2 separate regions of the Homo sapiens genome follow, and region 1 is linked to region 2. Evidence: read pairs that join two places in POLR2A ChIA-PET (ENCODE). Cell type or tissue: GM12878. All regions are shown on one strand. Region 1 has its middle 87 kb from the start of ZC3H15. Region 2 overlaps ZC3H15 (zinc finger CCCH-type containing 15).

What was found. Peaks named below come from ENCODE experiments on the same cell type or tissue, not always from the same donor. Only the 100,000 strongest peaks of a DNase experiment are listed, where the experiment ranks them.
Region 1: POLR2A ChIA-PET joins it to region 2 with 10 read pairs; 3 of 35 experiments call an interaction of 5 or more read pairs at or near these places.

The regions. Positions count from the first base shown.
Region 1 is chr2:186,397,076-186,402,075 of GRCh38, forward strand. No RefSeq gene overlaps it. Among named protein-coding and RNA genes, the nearest start is that of ZC3H15, 87 kb to the right of the region's middle. In GM12878, no CTCF peak of the experiment used is centred here; a DNase peak (open chromatin) is centred at 2,156.
Region 2 is chr2:186,490,780-186,495,779 of GRCh38, forward strand. It overlaps ZC3H15 (zinc finger CCCH-type containing 15), which reads left to right. Exons shown (of 10, transcript NM_018471.3): 2 at 4,454-4,555. Among named protein-coding and RNA genes, the nearest start is that of ZC3H15, 7.0 kb to the left of the region's middle. In GM12878, no CTCF peak of the experiment used is centred here; no DNase peak of the experiment used is centred here; H3K4me3 peaks cover 1,596 bases.

The sequences.
Region 1 (5,000 bases), 94 kb before region 2:
TTCTGAGGGCTCTGTTCTGTTCCATTGGTCTATATCTCTGTTTTGATACCAGTACTATGCTGTTTTGGTTACTGTAGCCTCGTAGTATAGTTTGAAGTCAGGTAGCGTGACGCCTCCAGCTTTGTTCTTTTGGCTTAGGATTGTCTTGGTGATGCGGGCTCTTTTTTGGTTCCATATGAACTTTAAAGTAGTTTTTTCCAATTCTGTGAAGAAAGTCATTGGTAGCTTGATGGGGATGGCATTGAATCTATAAATTACCTTGGGCAGTATGGCCATTTTCACGATATTGATTCTTCCTACCCATGAGCAAGGAATGTTCTTCCATTTGTTTGTGTCCTCTTTTATTTCGTTAAGCAGTGGTTTGTAGTTCTCCTTGAAGAGTTCCTTCACATCCCTTGTAAGTTGGATTCCTAGGTATTTTATTCTCTTTGAAGCAATTGTGAATGGGAGTTCACTCATGAATTGGCTCTCTGTTTGTATGTTATTGGTGTATAAGAATGCTTGTGATTTTTGCACATTGATTTTGTATACTGAGACTGCTGAAGTTGCTTATCAGCTTAAGGAGATTTTGGGCTGAGACAATGGGGTTTTCTAGATATACAATCATGTCATCTGCAAACAGGGACAATTTGACTTCCTCTTTTCCCAATTGAATACCCTTTATTTCTTTCTCCTGCCTGATTGCCCTGGCCAGAACTTCCAACACTATGTTGAATAGGAGTGGTGAGAGAGGGCATGCCTGTCTTGTGCCAGTTTTCAAAGGGAATGCTTCCAGTTTTTGCCCATTCAGTATGATATTGGCTGTGGGTTTGTCATAAATAGCTCTTATTATTTTGAGATACGTCCCATCAATACCTAATTTATTGAGAGTTTTTAGCATGAAGGGCTGTTGAATTTTGTCAAAGGCCTTTTCTGCATCTATTGAGACAATCATGTGGTTTTTGTCTTTGGTTCTGTTTATACACTGGATTACGTTTATTGATTTGCATATGTTGAACCAGCCTTGCATCCCAGGGATGAAGCCCACTTGATCATGGTGGATAAGCTTTTTGATGTGTGGCTGTATTCGGTTTGCCAGTATTTTATTGAGGATTTTTGCATCAATGTTCATCAGGGATATTGGTCTAAAATTCTCTTTTTTTGTTGTGTCTGTCAGGCTTTGGTATCAGGATGATGCTGGCCTCATAAAATGAGTTAGGGAGGATTCCCTCTTTTTCTATTAATTGGAATAGTTTCAGAAGGAATGGTGCCAGCTCCTCCTTGTACCTCTGGTAGAATTTGGCTGTGAATCTGTCTGGTCCTGGACTTTTTTTGGTTGGTAGGCTATTAATTATTGCCTCAATTTCAGAGCCTGTTATTGGTCTATTCAGGGATTCAACTTCTTCCTGGTTTAGTCTTGGGAGGGTGTATGTGTCCAGGAATGTATCCATTTCTTCTAGATTTTCTAGTTTATTTGCGTAGAGGTGTTTATAGTATTCTCTGATGGTAGTTTGTATGTCTTTGGGAACTGTGGTAATATCGCCTGTATCATTTTTTATTGTGTCTATTTGATTCTTCCCTCTTTTCTTCTTTATTAGTCTTGCTAGCAGTCTATCAATTTTGTTGATCTTTTCAAAAAACCAGCTCCTGGATTCGTTGATTTTTTGAAGGGTTTTTTGTGTCTCTATCTCCCTCAGTTCTGCTCTGATCTTAGTTATTTCTTGCCTTCTGCTAGATTTTCAGTGTGTTTGCTCGTGCTTCTCTAGTTCTTTTAATTGTGATGTTAGAGTGTCAATTTTAGATATTTCCTGCTTTCTCTTGTGGGCATTTAGTGCTATAAATTTCCCTCTACGCACTGCTTCAAATGTGTCCCAGAGATTCTGGTATGTTCACAACATAATGTTTCTAAGTTTTATCCATGTTGTAGCATAAATCAGTACTTATTACATTTTATGACTAAACAGTATTCCATTGTATGGATATACCATATTTCGGTTATCCATTCATTTGTTGATGGGCATTTTGGTTCCTTCCCCCGTTGGTTGGGACAAATGATGTTGTTATGAACACTAGTGTACACGTTTTTGTTTGAACACCTGTTTTTAATTCTTTGAGTATATATCTAGGAGAAAACTTGCCAGATCACACCATAATTCTATATATAACTTTTTGAGCACCCGCCAAACAGTTCTGCATGACGGCTTCCCCACTTTCCATTCTCATCAGCAATGTACAAGAGCTTTGCCTTTTTCACATCCTTTCCAACATTTTTTTTCTTTTTTCTTTTTCTCTTTTTTTTTTTTTTTTTTTTTGGTTATAGTTGTCCTAAAGGTGGGAAGTGGTATCTTATTGAGGTTTGGTTTGCATTTATTTAATGATTAATGATGTTGAGCATGTTTTCACATGCTTATTAGCCATTTGTATATCTTCTCTGGAGAAATGTGAGCTCTGATCCTTGGCCCATTTTTCAATTGGGTCATTTATTTTGTTATTGTTGAGTGGGAAGAATTCTTTATATATTCTGGATACTGGACTCTTATCAGACATATGCTTTGCAAATATTTCTTTCATTCTGTGAGGTATTTTTTAAACTTTATTGATAATGTCCTTTGTTGAAATAAAAAATAATAATTTTGGTAAAGTTCAATTTCTCTATTTTGAAATATTACATTTGCTAAATAAAATAATATTAATTTTGTCCAACAGAATATAAACAAAGATATTTAACTGATCAAAAAAATTGAAATTATCCATAGCAATGCATATTACTGAAAAGTTCCCATATGAGTTATGTCTGAGCATGTTTATTTATATCAAATCTTCTTTCAATGCTGGCTAATTTAAACTTGACATTTGGCTGCTATCATGCTTTAAATTAATTATTTGGATTAATAATAATTTACATAATGGAGACATTTCTATTATATGCGAAGTTTCCATTTCATTAAAAATAATTTTTTTTTCTGTAAATACCCAATAAGCTTATTTTTTAAGCTAAATGCTTAGGTTTAAGACAAGATTTCTCTCTGAACCCCATTAACAATTTTTTTTCAAAAATGCATTACAAAGCTATTATTTTATGTTAAAGACTACCTATGCCAGTGAGTAGTTGTTCCTCACTACCTCATCATAAAGCTAGTCATAAAATCTGAATTTTATCTAGACCCACAAACACTCAGAAGAAAGAAGATTTTCACAAACTCCATTGCAGTTAAAGGTAGCTGTGTGAATAAGAAGTGGCCAAATAATATAAAGTGTTCTTAGCAAATCATTCTTAATAGAAATTAAGAATCATTCTCAATAGAAAGCTACACATGTTCTTTATCCCTTCTTTCTCACTTTACCCCTCCTGTTGTCTAGAATGCAGATGAGATATCTGGAGCTGGGGTAATATTATTCAATCATGGGGGGATATTGGAAATGCAGAAAGGACACAATATTGAAGGGAAATATAGAAAAAACACAATATCAACTCCAACATTATGAGACGACTACACCAATCCTGTATCATCTACTTCCAGACATTTGTGTGAGACAGAAATACATAATATCTTGTTTAAGCCACGATTATTTTGGATTTTTCTGCTGACTGCAAATGAATATAAAATACACTTCCATTTCTGGCTACCACTCAGCCCCATCCCACCATCAATAACAATTTACTTATAAAGTTCCAAGCCAGTACAAGTTTTTTTTTTTTTTGGCCAGTACAAATTTAAACTCTGAAACAATTCTACTTGGAAAGTAAACTTTCCAGAGGTACTTGTATTCCTGTGTACAATATTTTATTTCTGATAATTGAATGTTAATAACTATAAGAATGTAAATAGTGATCATTTTTTATCCTTCATTAACAAAAGTAATCAACATGCAGTTGTTAATAAAATATAGTCTAACCTTAATTTTAGTTTTCCTAAGCTTCAATACCTATGAAACATTTTGTAATCAGAATATGTCTTCAGGAATTTGAATGGGACAAGATTTTCTCATAATGCTGGCAGATGGTTTTATATGATTAACTGCAGCAAATATAGCCTACTGGTTTGAAGGCTTACCAATGGAGAAATGGTCTCACAGGAAGCTTTTTGATAAGTGAAATATAGTCTCTATGATGTGACAATTTAGGAGAATACAAAAACTTTTCTTACAAATTCAGTCCTGAAGAAAAATGAAGAAAAGATTAGTAGTTACTATTCATAGACATAGCTCTAAAATGTGACAAATGCAAGCACATTTATCAGTCCTGTAAATAATTTTTTATAGTTCCATCTGTTTGTTCATTTACTTACCTATCAAAAGCAACAAAAATCAGTTATATTCCTAAGGACTAAGAAGGAATAAGAAATATTCCTTTGAAATAAGGAAGTTCTAATATCAGTTATGATGTAGAAAACAGGATAAAAGTTAATCAAGAAAATTTATAGTAGAGTTTTTTATTATAAGGAAATATTATACTTCTTCATCTCTGAATATAGTATCGCTATTACTAAGAGCCTTAAATATGAATTTTAGAAGCAATAATGCTACTTATGCTTTTATAATCCAGAACAGAAACTTAAACTTTTGGAAGAAGAATCTTACTTATATGTTTCTAGTAGTAATGCTATGTAGTAAGTATTAGTACACTTAGAAGCTTGTGATCAGACTTTATTTAGAAATGCCACTGTTTCCATGTGATCTCATTGTTCAATTCCCACCTATGAGTGAGAATATGCGGTGTTTGATTGTTTGTTCTTGCGATAGTTTACTGAGAATGATGATTTCCACTTTCATCCATGTCCCTACAAAGGACATGAACTCATCATTTTTTATGGCTGCATAGTATTCCATGGTGTATATGTGCCACATTTTCTTAATCCAGTCTATCATTGTTGGACATTTGGGTTGGTTCCAAGTCTTTGCTATTGTGAATAATGCCGCAATAAACATACGTGTGCATGTGTCTTTATAGCAGTATGATTTATAGTCCTTTGGGTATATACCCAGTAATGGGATGGCTGGGTCAAATGGTATTTCTAGTT
Region 2 (5,000 bases):
ATTTACTGAGTGTTAAGGCTCTTGGAGCCTCAGGAAGTCATCCTTTTCTTTCGAGACTCCTCTGTATTCATGTCCCAAGTTGTCTTCTGAAACACACATAAACACGCAGTTCCTTTACTATCATGTTAACTTTTGGGACCTTATTAATCCAATGAGGACCATTATTCTCCTAGTTTTATTTTAACTGTGGTTTGGGGTTGACTGTAACCTCCTTTTTTTCTACCTTGTAATTCAGGTTAATCTTTAGGTAGGGCTCTGTCCTAAACTCAGGAAGAAGCCTTTTTGAACTTCTCCAAATTGCAAATCATTCTGTTTTCAAGAGGTGCTATTGGTATCTCAGATCTGCAGTGTGATATTTAGAAAGGTTATTGCGCACCAACCAGCCCAATAACTTAATGAGGTTTCTCTGGGAAGTAGTTTATTAAAAACTGTAGAAGGAATTTGCTTGGAGTCAAATATACCTAGGTTCAAATATCATCTGTCACTTAATAGTTAACATTTACTGGCCCAGACAAGGTTCTCAGTGTTTTGGGGAGAAGGAGAGAAGAGAGACAAGCCAACTACAAGTGATAAATATACTAGCTCCTTTGATTCTCTCAGTGGGATATGTATTATTACCCTTTTTGCAGTTTTGAAAACAGGCATAGATATTAAATAACTTGCCCAAGTTTACTAACCTGGCAAGTAACTGTGCCAGGGATTCTAACACAGGAAGTCTGCCTCTAGAGTCCTTGCTGTCCACCACTGTCTCTCTGAGGTAAATCTTTTAACTTTCACAACAACCCTAAGTGAGACTCACTTTACAAATAAGAAACTGTGGCAAAGAGGGTAATTTACCCAGCTCTGTTTGGGATTAAAATTTGGGCAGTCTGGCTCCAGAGTTTATGCTTCTAAATGCTTGCACTATACAGCCAGCCCCTTATTAATGACTTAACTTCAAATGAATTTATCATTTCTGAGTTTCTGTGTATCATAGAATTGTTGAGAGGATTCAATAAAGTATATATTCAGGGGTTATGTTTATGTTTAGTGAATACTAGATAAATAAGTGTCCCCTTTCTCTGTGGAAAAATGTTAATTTCTGAGCTCTAACTTAGAGGTGAACACAACTCACTTATTATCTCTTTAAACTGGTTATTTATGTGCCAGAGCAGTGTAATGAAACCTGATTTTTTTTTTCTTCTTCTGGGATCGGGAGTTTATACACCTTTACCAGAAACTGCCATTGTGAGTGCTTTCTTTTCTTACTGGCCAGGTCCCCTTAGGGGACATTTTTCTTTCCTAAGTCTATCTGGCAGTATCTGCTTTGCTATTTGGCCTTATTTATTCATTGTTTCTTCTCTGTAGTTACAGATGGAGCATGGGTTGAACCGCAGTTTATTTTCTCTGGCAGAGCACCTGTAGATGCTGTTTAATCCTGATCATATTTTTTTCTAGAGCCTCCTCTCCCTCCCGTGAGAGCTCACTTTTTGTAAAGGAAAAGTATGGCATTTTATACTTAGTTGCTGCACTGTGTTCATCTGTATGTATCACATTATGTTGACCATCTTTCTTCAAATTGAATTGAGTGTTAAACTTTCTTTATAGAAACAAGGGAAGCCATCCGTAAAAGGCTCAGTGCAGAAACATCCAGCTTGTTTGTGCTTCTTACCTTTTTTCATACACATAGGCTGTAGAAAATTCATGTAGAATTTTGTATAATACCATGTTGGGATGTTAAATCATGAAACAAGCATTTAAGTAGAGGAAAGCAAAGTTTTGGTATATGGATATAGATGTCATGAATAAAGAGATATTTCCCAATGAGAGATAACCATTTAGAAGCAAAACCCTCTGTACTTTTTTGTCTTAAGACTATTGAAAGATCTTTTACTGATTTTGAGGTTGCTGTAAACATTATGTCATGTTGTATGTTTTTAAATACTAATTGTTTCAGTACTATTGTTTTCTTTTTCTAGCTTGTCCACGTGGTGGTATTTTGTATCTATTATTCTTTCTACTCATTATTACTTTTCCTTTCCCTTAGAAATAATAGCAAAATAAAGGCTATAAAATGGCCACTTGTTTCATACTAAATGCCACTCAGAGGGTCTCAAATTACTTTGAGAAGACCTTTTTGCCTCTTCTTCCTCTCTAAAACCACCCATAAACAAGAGAATGAGAAAGAAATACAAATTCTATTTTGAAATTAGAAGACATCTGTAATCTTGGACCTCAGCATATGAAGATTGGCAGTAGATGGATGAGTTGGTAACTGACTTAGAGCAGAGCGGTTATGTCTGAGTGCCTGTCTAGGAGTGTGCCTGTAAGAAGCAAGTGCATTTCCTCTGCAAAATTATGAAAAAAAAAAAAAACTCAACAATGGGAAGCACTAGGTAATACAGAAGGCAAGAGGCTGAAAACTAGAAGTTAAAAGTGTTAGGAGTAATTAATAATTCTTATCTACTACAGCTCAGCCAGGTGACTACCTCTGCAAGAAACAGGAGGGGTCTTCTTGGAGGTGGGAGGTGGCAGAGAACAGGCCTCTCTGCTTCTGGAACACTAAGCACAGAGGAGGTGGGATGTGAGCCTGAAAATGGAAGCTAGTAAGTCTGTACAGTAAACTGAGACCCCTTCTACCTGCTCTTTTCTCTTGTTTACAGTTAGACTTATTGCCCTCCCAGCTGGAGGATCTTTCTCCAGAGAACCAGAAAAGACCCAGAAAAAATATTTCAGATATTAGCATTTGGTTTCTTGTCAGGCTTGTCACACATTCACCTTAGGGAGAAGCTCACTAGTCAAGCCTGCTATATGAGTTTCTTAGAACTGCTGTAACATGACTACAAACTGGGTCACTTAAAACAACAGAAATTTATTCTCTCAGAGATCTGGAGGCTAGAAGTCTGAAATTAGTGTCAGCAGGGCCATGCTCCCTCCCTCTGAAGACTGTAGGGAAGAATTCTTCCTTGCCTTGTCCTAGTTTCTGGTGGCATCTGTCAATCCTTGGCATTCTTTGGCTTATATAGCAGTGTCACTCTGTCTTCACATTTCCTTCACTTTGTGCCTGTGTGGTCCTTATTAAGGCACCAGTTATTGGATCTAGGGCCTACCTTAATCTAGTATGATGTCATCTTAACTCATTACATCTGTGAAGACCTACGTCCAAATAAAGTCAAATTTATGGTCAGGTGGACTTGAATTTTGGGGGACATTCCAAAATTCAGCCCACTACAGACCACTGCTCCCCTCCACACACACGCTTGCTCATACTTGTGCAATGGCTTCTATATGTTTTTGTACTGCATACTTATTTTTTTTAATGTTTTTCTCCCCCCAACCCCATACTGCATACTTACTAAATATGAGTAGATAGCCAAGGATCACCATTAGTGCTTAGCACATAATGAGCATTCCATAAGTGATAGCTGCTGTTATATTGAATATTACCAAGTTACTGTATTAATATTCCAGATTTAAAGAAAATGTTGCTTTTAATTTACATACTTTTAGTATTTCCATCTTAGCAATAACTAGGAATGTATACATTTCAGTAGTTTGATTTCTTTATTAAATTTAATTGTTTTTGAGAGGATAACATTTATTAACTAAAAAACCAGTCCAGAACTGAATGTATCTTCCTCTTCTTATGTAGTAGTCCCAAAAATGTGTTCAGTATCGTATAACCTCTCAAGATACTCTGAGTAAAAATGGATTCTGCTACAAAGGATGATTTGGAGGTGCTGCATATTATTATATTCCCTCTGATAAGGGCTGTAAGATACCTTGTGCTTAAGAATTAAGAATCCTTTTAATCAAGCATTTTCCTAAATGTATTTAACTACAGGACTTCTTATCCCAATATAAGAACTTTGCACATCCCATAGAACTGATATCCAAAATATGCTTTAGAAAAAGCTTCATAGAAACTGGAAACCATCATTCTTAGCAAACTATCGCAAGGACAAAAAACCAAACACCTCATGTTCTCACTCATAGGTGGGAATCGAACAATGAGAACACTTGGACACAGGAAGGGGAACATCACACACCGGGGCCTGTTGTGGGGTGGCGGAGGGGAGGGATAGCATTAGGAGATGTACCTAATGTAAATGACGAGTTAATGGGTGCAGCACACCAACATGGCACATGTATACATATGTAACAAACCTGCACGTTGTACACATGTACCCTAGAACTTAAAGTATAATAAAAAATATATATAAAAATAATAAAATTTAAAAAGCTTCATAGAATAACAGGTTTAATGATGATAATGTTGAGTACATATTGAATTGTAAAGAATCTGGGTGATGATTTAAGGTCATATATTGCCTTGACTTGATGTTTAGTGTTTTGCATGTTTTTATATTAGTAAAGAATAATTATCAATAAAAATAATGATTTTTAGATATCATTGGAGGATATATATGGTAACATAAATTGCTAAGATATTTCTGTGCTCTTTCTCATGTAGGACAAAACTTTCGGTTTGAAGAATAAGAAAGGAGCAAAGCAACAGAAGTTTATCAAGGCTGTCACACATCAAGTTAAATTTGGTCAACAAAATCCACGTCAGGTAAGTAATTTAAATGTCCATATCTTTTTATAAATGTAATATTAATATAGCCTCTGTTTCAGATAAAATGTCTGGTATTATTATATAATTGTATTTCAAAACAGAATCCTACTTGAAATGTTTTTGCACCTTGGCCTTCCTTACCAGCAGTACCTCTTGGATATTGTCCAAGCCATTTTGATATAACTCTCATTTATTCTAATAATGATTGCATGCCGTTCTACAGTACAGGTGTGTTATATTCATCTATTTCACTGTTCATAAGTGATCACTTTGTTTCCAGCTTTCTGACACTAAGACCACCTGTAGAAATACAGGAGTTCTTACATGTGTTTATGCTTTTATTTCTGTGGCATAAATTAGCTGGTAACAGACTCCAGATCAAGGGAAATGGATTTCTAATTTTAACATTATAAATTTGCCAGATCACTTTCCATAGAGGCTG